Regions from separate parts of the Homo sapiens genome. Here all the other regions are linked to region 1. Evidence: chromatin contacts called from ENCODE Hi-C or POLR2A ChIA-PET data. All regions are on one chromosome and are shown on one strand. The core of a region is the stretch at or near the end of the contact, and the rest is flanking DNA. Distances in the headings are between cores, read along the strand shown. Region 1 has its middle 77 kb from the start of RYBP. Region 2 overlaps LINC00877 (long intergenic non-protein coding RNA 877). Region 3 holds the start of LINC00877 (long intergenic non-protein coding RNA 877). Region 4 overlaps LINC00870 (long intergenic non-protein coding RNA 870). Region 5 overlaps SHQ1 (SHQ1, H/ACA ribonucleoprotein assembly factor).

What was found. A loop is a pair of places that touch in the nucleus more often than their neighbours do. ChIA-PET counts read pairs that join two places held with the same protein, here RNA polymerase II (POLR2A). Pooled maps may share reads with other maps.
Region 2: a pooled map shows a loop between it and region 1 (3-fold over the local background). The contact joins two enhancer-like sites. A Hi-C loop is called at or near these places in 2 of 37 single-sample maps with no recorded cell type and 3 of 50 pooled maps.
Region 3: a map of B cell shows a loop between it and region 1 (4-fold over the local background). The contact joins the promoter of LINC00877 here to the enhancer-like site in region 1. A Hi-C loop is called at or near these places in 1 of 168 maps with a recorded cell type or tissue (B cell) and 5 of 50 pooled maps. POLR2A ChIA-PET finds 5 or more read pairs at or near these places in 1 of 52 experiments (naive thymus-derived CD4-positive, alpha-beta T cell).
Region 4: a loop to region 1 is called in a pooled map, with 4 times the contacts of the local background. The contact joins two enhancer-like sites. A Hi-C loop is called at or near these places in 4 of 37 single-sample maps with no recorded cell type and 5 of 50 pooled maps. POLR2A ChIA-PET finds 5 or more read pairs at or near these places in 2 of 52 experiments (PC-3 and activated CD4-positive, alpha-beta T cell).
Region 5: a loop to region 1 is called in a map of PC-3, with 4 times the contacts of the local background. The contact joins two enhancer-like sites. A Hi-C loop is called at or near these places in 2 of 168 maps with a recorded cell type or tissue (OCI-LY7 and PC-3), 9 of 37 single-sample maps with no recorded cell type and 10 of 50 pooled maps. POLR2A ChIA-PET finds 5 or more read pairs at or near these places in 2 of 52 experiments (activated B cell and activated naive CD4-positive, alpha-beta T cell).

The regions. Positions count from the first base shown.
Region 1 is chr3:72,522,223-72,524,788 of GRCh38, reverse strand. No RefSeq gene overlaps it. Among named protein-coding and RNA genes, the nearest start is that of RYBP, 77 kb to the right of the region's middle. Within about 2 kb of position 1,293, at least 9 of the 41 ENCODE cell types and tissues checked have a DNase peak (open chromatin) inside an H3K27ac peak, as active enhancers do; they include B cell and PC-3, where a contact is called at or near this core.
Region 2 is chr3:72,077,197-72,079,762 of GRCh38, reverse strand. The region is part of intron 2 of LINC00877 (long intergenic non-protein coding RNA 877); the gene reads left to right. Among named protein-coding and RNA genes, the nearest start is that of LINC00877, 22 kb to the left of the region's middle. RefSeq lists enhancers at 1,105-1,154, 1,275-1,404, 1,475-1,564. Within about 2 kb of position 1,267, at least 3 of the 41 ENCODE cell types and tissues checked have a DNase peak (open chromatin) inside an H3K27ac peak, as active enhancers do.
Region 3 is chr3:72,099,156-72,101,721 of GRCh38, reverse strand. LINC00877 (long intergenic non-protein coding RNA 877) reads left to right here and starts at 1,267. Exons shown (of 7, transcript NR_104116.1): 1 at 1,267-1,553; 2 at 1,712-1,818. RefSeq lists an enhancer at 1,149-1,989.
Region 4 is chr3:72,162,848-72,165,413 of GRCh38, reverse strand. The region is part of intron 2 of LINC00870 (long intergenic non-protein coding RNA 870); the gene reads right to left. Among named protein-coding and RNA genes, the nearest start is that of LINC00870, 13 kb to the right of the region's middle. RefSeq lists enhancers at 611-720, 1,231-1,500, 2,501-2,566. Within about 2 kb of position 1,278, at least 4 of the 41 ENCODE cell types and tissues checked have a DNase peak (open chromatin) inside an H3K27ac peak, as active enhancers do.
Region 5 is chr3:72,819,949-72,822,514 of GRCh38, reverse strand. The region is part of intron 6 of SHQ1 (SHQ1, H/ACA ribonucleoprotein assembly factor); the gene reads left to right. Among named protein-coding and RNA genes, the nearest start is that of SHQ1, 27 kb to the left of the region's middle. RefSeq lists enhancers at 1-198, 219-268. Within about 2 kb of position 1,299, at least 13 of the 41 ENCODE cell types and tissues checked have a DNase peak (open chromatin) inside an H3K27ac peak, as active enhancers do; they include PC-3, where a contact is called at or near this core.

The sequences.
Region 1 (2,566 bases), core at 44-2,543:
CTGTAGTCCCAGCTACTTGGTTGGCTGAGTCAGGAGAATTGCTTGAACCTGAGAGGTGGAGGTTGCAGTGAGCCAGGCTGGGATCACGCCACTGCACTCCAGCCTGGACGACAGAGCAAGACTCCACCTCAAAAAAAAAAAAAAAAAAAAAAAGAATATAGAAATTATGATACCATGCCAGTTAAGATACACACACATACACACACACATACTATACACACATAGGGTTTTTTGTTTATGATATACACCTTATATATATGTGTATTTGATTTATGATATACAACTACACATCTTTGAAAAAAGCTGGTTTATTATACATAATTTAGGTAAAATATAGAGCTCTTAGCCAAAATTTCATGTCCAGGTTTTAGGTATACGGATTTAGGGATTGTTCCTATCGAATGTTAAATTTTTAGCAATAATAGTAACTGTGACCTACTTACCACCTATTATATACCAGGAACTGGGCTAGTTCCTTCCCATCCTTTTTTATACTTACTCTTCACAACTCTATTTCTATTTTCCTGTTTTATTGATGAAGAGGTAGAGGTTCAGAGAGATTCAGCAATTCACCCAAGGCCACATAGGTGTTCAGTGGCAGGGCCAGGTTTTGAGCTCAATCTAGAGACTGTAAGTTCACAAGGTTGGGAACACATCTATTGTGTTTACCAGCATGTTACCTGATGCCCAGAATGAACCCAACGATTGTAAGAGCTCAATAAACACTGGAATGGAGAATGAATGAACCAGTGCTTGAATGCTTGCATGCATGAATGAATGAGTGCTTACATGAATGCATGAACGAATGGCTCTAACTCCTGTGTTCCCAGCCACTGTGCTGAACCTCCTCCTCACTTACTTTGCTCCACATGCTGCCAGCATCAAGCCGCCTGTATCTGAATGACATGGGGTGATGGGATGGAGCAGTCTTTGCATCTAAAGTAGAATAAATCAGACCTCGGTGTATTTTCACTGTCTTTTATGGATCTGTGATGAGACTTGGCCGGGAGGGTGGTGGGGGGTTTGCCGGATGCTGAGTGTTTGCATATCTGTCTAATGTGGTCAGGGTGGAGAGTGTGGATAAATAGGGCAGGTCCACACTGGGTGTGTCTGCCAGCAAGTTCTCAGACATGCCTCCACTGCCCCTCTGCTTGAGAGGGAAGCAATGGCTCTGGCACCACGCTATCTGCTAACTCTCAGGGAGGGAAAGAGGAAGTGACATGGGACAGCTTCTACTGCCAGAAAGGAAAGCAGAAATTCAGTAAGAAACAGAAGTTCCCTTGCAGTGCCTCGTTTTAGTTCCTCAAACTTACACCAAAAGTTAACAGGGTGACCTACAAATCTCACGGAACTGGAAATCAGGCCCTGTTTTGTCAGGGGCTTGGATAAGTCATTTTTCTGCTTTGGGCTTCAATTTCGTTATCTGCAAAATAAACAAATGAGGCTAAACCCTGCCTTGGGACATTTAGAACTGTGGATGTGTCGGGAGGCATCTTCTTGGTGATCATAATGATTGATGAGTGATGCTTATGTGTGTTGGGGGCTGGGTGGGAAGCAGGATAATAAATGTGTTCATGTACTTAGGACCACACAATTGGAAATCGTCCCTCTTGGAATTTGAAATGATGATTAAGAACCTCTTCATTGCTAAAATACCGTGATTCTATCCTAACCATGCTGATTTGAATCACCCAAGTCACATAATGAAAAGAAACCAGACTCTACCTAAAAGAAATCAAGGGTAAGGGACATAATAGATTTTAAAATACCTCTCAGTGTGCCTTATTTCTGTGCATGTCAATACAGTTTCTTTCCCTCCCTCCCTTCTCCCGGGATTGCTCCAGGAAACGGGAGGACATCAGCGCATAGAGAGGAAACATCACAGGCAGTTGCTGTCAGACAAAAGGGGTAAGCAGAAAGCCCTTTTGGCACAGGGGAGGCACATCCCCTCCTTTACAAGGCCCAGATGGGAGTGGCTGCTAGGCCAGGGTAGCAGAAATGGCTGAGAGAGACGTCCAGGTCAACAGGCCCTTAGGACCCCAAGGGTTTCCAAGCTGGAGGAGGGTAGTGGCTGAAAGGCTAAGAGGACTGGTGAACCAGAGGTCTGGAGTTGAGCTCAGGAGCTCATCGCAGGAGGTTAAAGCAAAGGAGATGTGAGCAGGGGAACCAGACACTCCTCAGCAGGTGCCGTCAGAGGACAAGCCGACTACTTGGAAAGACCTCTCCAGGAAGGCCAGTGGATTTCCACAGATGAGCGGTTCCTTCTCCAGCACCCAAAGCTGTTTAAGCTCTTGCCTGTATCCAGAAGCTGTCTTTGTGGTGGGGACTGCTTTACTGAGATGCAACACACAGCGAAGTACACAAATGCTAAAAATACAGCTCAATGCGTGCGCACCTATGTGTACACCTACGTACCTACCACCCAAATCAGGATATAGGCCAGGCCAGCACCCTAGAAGGCTCTTTTGTGCCTTCTTCCAGTCAATACCCTCTGCCAAAGATAACCATTTTGTAACTCGATCATGATAGGTGAGTTTTTGAACTTTATAGAAGAGGAATCCTACAG
Region 2 (2,566 bases), core at 18-2,517, 440 kb after region 1:
AGCAAGAAGAGTGAAAAAGAGGGCTGACATGGTGTTGGTTCTGCCCATCCTCACCTGCAAGGGGCATGTGAGAGCTGAAGTAATCAGATTTACTTCCTACCTCTCACGGTGCAAGCACCTCACTGTGCTAGTGGGCATTTGAAGGGATTTTCCAAATGCACCTTTAACTGTACACAATTTTCATCTTTGTAGAAATTTAGAACCCGACTCCCTAAATAACATGAGACATCACCATCACAGGCCTCATATTACAAGCCTGTACAGAGGGTGTGTGTGTGTGTATGTGTGTGTATGTGTATGTGTGTGCATATGTGTGTGTCTCAGAATATATCTGATGGTTATTTGAAGCTCAGTATTAATAAGCTATATAATAACTGGGTTCTATAGTATTTGAAATCAAAATCACTTTTAGATTCCTCTAGGCTCTTGTAAATGATAAGTACATCAAAATGCCTTGTGATGGCCTTCTGGGAAAAAATCCTCTCAGCCCAATTTACCAGGCAACTTTTATCCCATTGAATAAACTCGAGGCTCTAAGGCAGTGACTCTGCCATCAACAACATATATGAAAGCCTGCACTTTGTGGTTGGTCTGTTTTGTGTGAGGTGGGCACTTGCTGTTCTACTTGCCCAGTGGCACTTTTTAATTGGAATGATTTTTATTTGGTCTGATTTCCTGAAATAGAATACATCGCCTGCTTTAGAAACCCCAGATAGTCTATCAGCACAGACAGCAAATTGTCCTGGGGTTCTTGGCTTAGCTGTTTGTGGGGAGAAAGACTGCTGGGCAGGGTTTTGGCAGGGGGCAGTTGTAGCATATTCAAATCAGATATTGAAACAGTTTGTGTGTGTTTAGGAAGTAACCACAAATTTGACATGCCACCTCCACCCCAAACCCCAAACTGGTTCCATTCCAACAGGCAGTAGTCTCAAAGACTCTCTTAAATGGTTCATTTCTTCCTATTTACAACTCCCACAGTGAGCTGTTTTTTTAAGGGGAAATCAGTTTCTATGAACATCTAGGGCCCTGAGTGGGTCTTTGCTCTTTATTTGTCCTGCTTTGTTTAAACCAAAGAATACCTCAAGCCAGTAACCAGGCGAGCAGGGGCCTGTGACAGGCATGGTCACCTGAAATCCATTTATGCACAGGGATTGAAGGAGCAATCATATTCTAAATAAGGCTAATGAAGCTTTTTGTGAAAGCGCCAAAACCCACACACAAACGTCACCCTTGGCGTGTTCTCATTTCCACGGAGCAAAAGCAAAGGGGAGAAGGCTTACTGGGAAGCTGCCGCTGGCACATAGAATTAAGCAAAGGCTGTCCCATAGGTGTGCACAGCGGGCTTCTTTTCAGAGGGAGGATGAGGAGGAGGCAATGTGGTTCTTGCATACTAAGGGACTCAGTGTACTGCTCTAGGTGTGATTTTTCTTTTCTGTCACAATTGAGCCCAGTTTGAATTTCTCCCCTTACTTTCTTTTGGTTCACTCTTTTCCTTCATGGTAATCTTGCTGCTTAATGACCCTGGCCCCAGGCTTCCAAGGTAACTTGCCAAGAAGTTCAAGTTTACTTCTGAAGTCCATGGCTCTCACTTCCTCTTCCTTCGTCCCTCACCGCTTCTCACTTTTCTCCTCACACCTCCCGCACAACATCTGAAATATTCACTACCTCCAAGCGGCCCCGCTTTTGCAACCCACCCAAGCCTGTCATTTGTTTAAACGCTACTACTTATTTGGGTTTTGGCTCTGGGCCAGTCATCAGCAAACATTTTCTGAAAAGGGTTAGATAGTAAATAGTCTCAGCTTTTGAGCCACACTGTCTCTGTTGCAACCCTTCACTCTGTTATATCATGTAAATAGCCATCAACAATATGTAAATGAACAGGTAGGTGTGTCTGTGTTGCAATAAAACTTCATTTACAAAAAGAGGCAATAGGTTTGATTTGGCCTGATGGTCAAATGGAGTGAGTCCATGTGACATATGCAGGAAACTCACAAGGCTTTTAAGAATGGTATGTGCCCCAAAACACTGCCAGCTTGACCTGAAAGGGACAGAGAGAACAAAATGAAAGAAGGTTGTCAGATCACCAAAATTCTACAGACAGGAAACAGGTGGGTGAAACTACAGCTGCAAACAAGTATTACCCTTTATGAAGAAGGAAAGATGACTGTGAGAGCAGACCTTATAGGCTCTGAAGGCAGAGCTGAGAGCCATGCCTTGAAACCTAATGGAGTTTTTCTGGTTGGATTTAGAAAACATTTGGGACCAGGGACTCTTTTTTTTCTTTCCTTCTTCTCTCGTTTTGAATGGGAGTGCTGTTACCCTGGTGGAGTGTGTTTCATTTTGTATTTTGGGAGCAGATAATTTCTTTGCTAGCTTCATAGGTCCACAGATAGAGAGAAATTGTGCCACACACTGGACTATACCCAGAGCTTCACCCATGCCTATATTCGATGATTTATGTGATGAGAAATGAAACTTTTGACCTGATAAGACTTAGATGAGATTTTGGATTCAGGTTGATTGCTGTAATGGGTTGGGAGTTTTTAAGAATGGGTCAATGCAGTTG
Region 3 (2,566 bases), core at 18-2,517, 420 kb after region 1:
GCTACTGTCTAAGGCAAATGGTGATAAGTGCTCTTGTGTGTGTGCCAATAGAGCATAAAATGAGTTCAGAGGAGGGTGAAGAACATTGTGTGTGGTATGAAGGAGTATCGTTGGAGTTGGGTTTGGAAAGGGGTAGAACTTTCCACAGTTCCAAAGAGTTGATGGAGGGGAGAGGATACAATACATGGAGAGGGGGGAAGTGATAAACTCTAGGAGTTTGGCATCCCAGAGACAGCTCAACTATGTCTTAATGTGAGATCCCATAGATTGATGAGCCTCTATCTCTCAGAGCTAAGAGGACAGCGGATGCTCCCCCAAATTATTATTACCATTCCTGACACTTACATAGCACTTACCCTGCCCTAGGAACTACAGGGGATGTGCTACGTATGTTAACTGATTTAATCTTCACCTTCAGGGTCAGCACAACTATGATCTCCACTTGACAGATAAGAAAACTGAGGCTGGAGGGGTTAAATGTCTTGCTCCAGCTCCCGCGGAAGCTAAGTGCCTTTCACCTAATCCTGTGTGGTCTGGCTCCAGGGTTCACACTCTACACTGCCTCTCAAGTGTGGCACCTTTTCAGGAATTTAAGGGAATATGTTGCTGTGATGTTGACAGGGCTTGAGGAGAGACTGAAAGAAAGCCCTTCAGCCCCATAGAGGAAGTCCCCAGAGGATGGATGGTTCTGGAAGTTACGGGTTACCAGGACAACGCATCCCCTCAGCCTGGCCACGCCCCCCGGGCTCCCGCTCACTGGTTGCAAAACTCAGCTTTGCCCCTGCACGGAGTTTCCCTTCGCGGGGCCCGCTGGGGAAGCATCCGCGGCTTGTGGTGGCTGTGGTTTTGTGCCCAGGACTCACACGTAAAAGGAGCTCATTCGGAGGCAGGGGCACGCGCTTGTCCCCAGAACTCAAACCCCAGAGTCCCTCCGGTAGGTGGTACAGAGGCGAGTTTGATCCTAAACAAAACAGGGCAGGGTCTTCCTGTTTGTTTTCTTCCTCCAGCGGGGAGCAACAGCTGCTAATTGGATAGTGAAGTGACCGATTTATTATTCTCTTACCCGTGCTGAGCAGAGCTGTAGGAAATCTCCGGGACTGGGAGCAGCACAGGGGGGTATCTCGGGGTCTCTCTGAGAAGGAGTTGACAGTGGGGACCAAAGCTGCCGGCTGCCATGTTTTATTTGGCCTGCCCAGTGTTTAAAAAAAATGTTTTTAAATAGATGCTGACATTTTTAAAAGGGGAAGATTATACATACACTTCTACATCTCCGACTTGTGTCAAGAAATGGGAAGTTCTGGGCCCAGATCCCCATAAGTCAGCGATGAGGGGGGCCGAGCAGGGGCTGCCCGTTAGACGGCCGCAGAGTCCCAGCCCCCAGCCCTGCTCACCTTTCTTACCTCTCTGGCCCCGTCGGCATTTGAGCCTGGGACCCCAGACGAAAGGATACGCTTCCTTTTAGAACCCCTGCCAATCTGAGGACGGGGCCACCCCACAGACGCCGTGGCTCAGCAAGCAGACCAATGGCCGAGGAGTCTGGCAAGGGGCGCTTGGTGAGTGGGTTTAATGACAGATTAAGTTGCCCATTAGGAAGCCATTAGAACACAGCGTGATGCATCACTGGGTAAACGAGAGAGGCTGAAGTCAGAGACAGGATCTTGGAGCGCTTGATCCAATTTAATTCTTCTATTTTTTTTTTTTTAAACCCTAGGCAGATGAGAGTGGAGGTTGTAAATCACCCTCCATGCAATGGTTCATCATAAAGGATATGGAGCAAAATTAGAGGAGGCACGAGAAGGAAAGCCGGTGATGAACAAGGTAGGGGCTGCTGCGGCGTGATTGAAGACAGGCTGGGAACGCGGGAGAAGCCGCTGAAAACTGGCTTGGGCTGGAGGTCTGATTAAGGCATCCCAAGCCAGAAAAACCCAGAGCCCAGCCTTCTGCTTTGCCTTGGGGAGTAGGATGGGGGAATACGTGTGCAGAAAACTTTCTGAGACAGTGCCTCATAGTGCCATCTACATGGAATATGAAGTCAATCAGAATGTCTCTAAATCCTGGCTCTGTTGGGTTTTGGCTGTGTGACTTTGGGTAAGTTACTTAACCTCTCTGAGTCACATTTTCCACCTGTGTTAAAGGAGGTAATCACAGCAAATGCAAAGGGTGGTGCTGGATATCAGGGTGGGCACCTGCTAAGTGATGCTTTCTTCTGTTTAACGTTGTAAAAGATGTAAATGAGACGGTCCCCAAATGAGGGTAGATTTTACTCCCCTCTAGCTCAGGTGGCGCTTGTCGGGGAGATCAAGCAGTTTCTGTTCCTCCCTAGTAAAAGCAGGAAGGCTTTCCTGGGCGGGGTCCTCTGAGTGCTGGAAGAGGGGGAGGGTGTCCACTCAGTGAGGAGGCAGGAGGGCAGTCTTGCACACACTGGGCACCTCTGGGCCTCCAGCACTGGATGTCAGCTGTGCTTGTTGAATGGATGTGCTGCCCTCAAGCCCCAAATCTGTTCTCTGCCCTTCTCTATCCTCTCTGTGCCCTGGGACGCTGACCCTGGCAGTACCTCACCCAGTGT
Region 4 (2,566 bases), core at 29-2,528, 360 kb after region 1:
CATTCCCTTCTGGCAAGCCAGAGAGCAAATCTGCAGCAGTCCTGCCCCGATACCTACTGCAACCTGGGAGAAGAGCACAAAGGAGGGTGCAAGGCCCATCTCCAGCCCCACGCATGTGGACCCCACAGACTGCAAGTCCAAGAGTTGCCCACCCCTCCTGTACACACACGGTTGCCTCTCAGATTGGCCTGCTGGACAAAAGCTGTAGCAGCCTCCCTGGAGAAGGAAGAGGGACAAGAGAAAGAGGTGTGCACAGACCCTAAAGGTAGGCTCAGGATGTTTGGAGCAGGAGTTCCAAGTATGTAAAGCATGATGCATAAAGAAGTGGATGTAGGTTCCAGGTGGCGAATCCTTAGGTATCACCACTCCTCAACCAGGTTGTCGGGGAGGCAGTGGGCTCCAGGGTAGAGCCCTATAAATCACACCCTAAGCAAGAACCTCAGGTGCCCGTGTCTAAAGGTGTAACAGTGTGCAAATGTAACCTACATGACCCTTCATCATTCACAGGATCAAGTGCCCACGCCTTGGTCTACCAGGCCTCTCCCAGTCTGGCTCCTGCCTACCTGTCTTTCTTGCCCTTGACTGTGTCTGGCTCTCGTCCCTAGGTGCCCCATGCTGTCTCACTGCAGGGACTTTACAGCACGTGACCTCCTCTGGGCCTTGCCCTGGATGACATCTCATCTTTGCTGTGCTCTGCTCAGAGATCATTCTTCCCTGGCACCCCAGTCCGCCAGCTCTAGACTTAAGTCTGGGTTGGCTTCTAGTCTTTGGCCTTCACAGCTTTCATATCCTCTCTGTCCTCCACCACAACAAAGCATGACAGCTATCATTAGGCAGTGCTCACTATTTACAGCTAAGGGCACTGAGTGCTTCCAGTAACTCTATGACATGCATGCTGTGTTTATGCCCATTTTACAGGTGAGGGAACTGAGATGAAGCATCGTAACTAATTTGGCCACAGGGCCAGCTAATAAGAGAGTCAGGCTCCAAGTTTAGACACCAAGCTTTTAACCACTGTGCCAGTGATTTTCGGTCCTTAAACTTTTGAGTACAACAGAATCACTGGTGTGCACACGATTGATGTGCAGCAGAGGGGAGAGAGTAAGTTTATTAAAGTACAGACTCCTGGGCCCCACCAATCCAGAGATTCTGATTCTATAGGTCAAAGGTGGGGCCCAGAAAGCTGCATTTTTATAAGCTCCCCAGGGGATTCAGATGCAGGTATTAGGGGGAACCACACTTGGAGAATCACACACTTTCCTGCCTAACCGCAAGTCCTAAACTGCAACCCGCTAAATATAATTAGGTCTTCTGGGCTCAGCAGGGCCCCTGAGAAGGAGGAAGAAGATACTGCGTGCATCTAGCAAGTTCTCCACACCACCTGTGGTGGTGGTTGGAGTGGGGAGGGCCTTTCCCTGGGGGGAAGATACACACCCTGGTTGCATCATATAGACACAACACCAGAGCCATAATCTGGGGTGTCCAGAAGCCAGCACACCCTCCACATTCTGTGTTCAGCTCCGGCTTGGCCACAATTACCTGGAACCTGGTCTGTCTGCCCCTGCCCCACCCCTCTGGCTGCTGCTAGTTAACTGGAAGCTGTGGCCACAGGGCGTATGGGCTGAGAACATAATTAGGGAGCCCATTCCCAGCCGAACAGCCGGAGGACTTTTGTACCTTGTCCATCTCTTCTCTGAGACTTGTCAAGACACTCAGTGGTTGGTCAGCAGCCCTGACTTGGGTACCATAAAGCAGGGAGGATGGGGGGCAGCAAAGAGGACTGTGTGGTGACCTCACTGGGTGGTCTCCTTCAAGCCTTTCCAGCTCTGCCAGCAAGAACAAAGTGACAAGGCCTCTTCTTAGAAGGAGGAAAGAGATGTGTCCTCAACTCAGGGGACAGCCAGGGCGATCTGAGACACTGGGCCTTTCTTTCACCTCATTGTTTCCTCTGTCATAATTTTCAATTTTCCCCTGCCTTTCTTTCTTTCTTCTTTTTTTTTTTTTTTTTTTTTTTAGATGGAGTCTCGCTCTGTTGCCCAGGCTGGAGTGCAGTAGCGTGATCTTGGCTCACTGCAACCTCTGCCTCCCGGGTTCAAACTATTCTCCTGAGTCAGTCTCCCCACTAGCTGGGATTACAGGCATGTACCACCACACCCAGCTAATTTTTGTATTTTTAGTAGAGATGGGGGTTTCACCACGCTGGCCAGGCTGGTCTCGAACTCCTGACCTCAAGTGATCTGCCCATCTCGCCTCCCAAAGTGCTGGGATTACAGGTGTGAGCTACCGCGCCTGGCCTCCCCTGGATTTCTATTCCTTTCTTAATCATCTTCTCTGTCCCTGTCCACTTTACCTTTTGAGAGAGATTATTCCCAGAGTCCCCAGTGAGTCATCTGTAGCCAGGTTGTGACCCCCTGACCAAGCAGGGCCAATGGGATTTCCCTCCCAGTGACCTGGCCTTAGGGCTCAGACTTACAAATCAAGTCGCTTCGTGGACTAAACCTTTAAGGTGCATAGACTTGGGCTGGAGCTGCCTGTGCTGGGGTGGTTGGGGTGGCCGTGCTGGGGA
Region 5 (2,566 bases), core at 50-2,549, 300 kb before region 1:
GATTTAAATTCTAACTTGCTCTACTTTGATAAACTGTAGCTTGTTCTCAGTCCAGTTTTCTGTGTCAGCAATGCTCTTAGTCTTCTTTGTGTAATTTTAGCAGGAGATCAAGCCACTCAGTCCTTTTAACCACCTGCCCTCCTGACCCTTCATCTGACCCATGACTGATAGCCAGGCTGGTGCATCAGGAACAGTCATAGTCTGCAAAGCCATTATGGTGATTCATTCTAAAAACCACCTTTAAAAATAGCAAGGACATGTGATCTAAGGTAGACGAACTTGAGCTTTGTGTCGAACAGCGTGTCTCTTCTAATAATACCAAATGTAAGATATAAACTAAATGTAGGCTTGGGGTTGGACTTCTTGTTCCACCACATGCCTGCGATATGATCTTGCACCTTTGGGTTGCTGTGGAATGCTGTACCTACCTCAGAGTTGTCCTGAGATTGAATGAAACGATGTATTTAAAATCCTGTAAATGTTAGAAATTATTATTGTAGAGTAAAATCAGTCACAGGAGAGCCAGGAGTTGGATGGTTTCTCTGTGAAATTACAATTTTTATACATTTAGAAAGCTTTAAGGGAAAGTTCCTTGTTAACAAGATTTCTCTCTCATTTGAAAAATCCTGGTTCAAATATTTGGGGCACTCAGAATTGGAGGAATAAATTGAAGTGTGTTGAGCCAGGATAAAATATGGGGGAAAAGAAATAAACCAAGAAATAAACATCACAGTTTTCTGCTGAACTATGGTGCATGCTGCTGTACCTTTTCTCCTCTTCCTCTTTGTTCTTTGCCTCTCTGGCCTTCTTCCTCTTTGTGTCATAGCGTGGGCTGTTGTCTGTTTAACACCTCCTCATCAGGTGTCGCCAGGCAGATACAACAGTGCAGGTGAGGGGTGTACCTTTGATTCATTCTGTATCATAAAATATTAACCTAGATTGCTTTGAATTCCAGATAAGCCTTAGGTGGTGAACTTTGCTCCCTCTTTTTCTCCCTTGGTTGTAATTCTTGTCGTTTTCATCACAGCCCTGAGTTACAACAGGGAGACTTTTCTCCAGCTTTGTAGTGATCCAGATTTTCCTCCCCAAAGGCTTGTAAATGGAAGTGTTAAACGCCGTGCTTCCCCTGAGCTCTGGTTTCATGAGGATGAACTCACCGCATTTCCCATGTTGTCTTTCAGTGGTTAATCTGAAGCTCCAGAGTCTTGGCACGTTATTGCTTGTTATGACACCACGTAACATTTATAGTCAATGAACTTCCTAGCAGGGACATCCTGTTTGGCACCAGTGAGCCCTTCAGTGTTTGTAGAGATAACTGTCAGTGTCAACTTTGAAAGTTGTAGCACTGCAGGGCTACCCATTTAGGCTGAAGGTTTGAATGCAGCACAATTTTTTCTGGTTCCCTTGATCTGGTTCCAGTGAATGTACAATGTAATAGACAGATGTGCGTTACTCTGAGAGCATTGAGATCCTTTGTGATTTAATTGTTGACCCAGATAAGAGGGATGTTTGGGAGGGGGATTTAGAGAGGAAGGGAGGATTTAAAAGTAACAAAATTAGAAAATATTTGGAAGAGAAAAGTGACTACCTTGCAGACATCTTTCATTTTGATAGTCCCTTTGCAGCCTTCAGACATATTGGTGGGGTTTTTGATGTTGGGAGGTGGTCCTTGGCCATTTGCTTCAATGCTAGGGCACCAGTTTCCTCCTCAAATGTATTGAGAGTTCAGCTGACTTTTGTTTCACTGGAGATTATTTTTAAAAGTATAATTAGCCAAAACATTGTGAACTATATAGCAAAGCTGCTTTGTAGTGTAGCTAAGTCATACAAATGCTTGACAAATGTTATTCATGGTGGCAATCATCCAAGCATTGTTGGCACTGCATCTGTAGTTATTTCCAGTACTGCTGCTAGGTTAGACTTGATTGTGTGCAAACTTCCCCCAAGTTCCCCTTTGGGTGATATGATTTACAGCTCTAATAAAAAAGGCCTTAGGGAGCTCAGACTTTTGGTTTCTCTAGTGATTTCCTGGTTTGTTGTTATTGTTATTTATCATCTCTGATTTCTTTGCTTGAATTTCAGAATTTAAATGCATTTGTGTGTTATTAATGAAGTAGGCCACAGTGGAACTTATAAATGCTCAGTAAAAGGTGGAAGTGTTTTAGGGAAAGTCTAGCAGCTCCTAGTATCCAAGAATTCAGAAGAATAATTCAAGTAGGTTTTTCTTCTGTGCACAGTTATTGAAAATGACTAATGTAGAAATACTTACATGTGGATAATGTAACGTCAGAACCTACATTGCCTAGGTCAACTTTTATAAATGGATAAACGTCGATAGGTATGATTACTTAAAAATGAAGGCATAAATATGTAGAGAGTTGACATGTTGCTAAATAGTTTCTGGGCATGCTTACTTTGTGATTGAGAATTATGTGGGAGCAGGGGTCTATTAGTCAACTAGGATATAAAGACTTTTCTCTAGTCAGAGATCATGAACACCTGGCATTTTCCCATTAGCTAAATTAATGAACATCTCAAAAACCATACCTAAGGGAATACTGTCTCT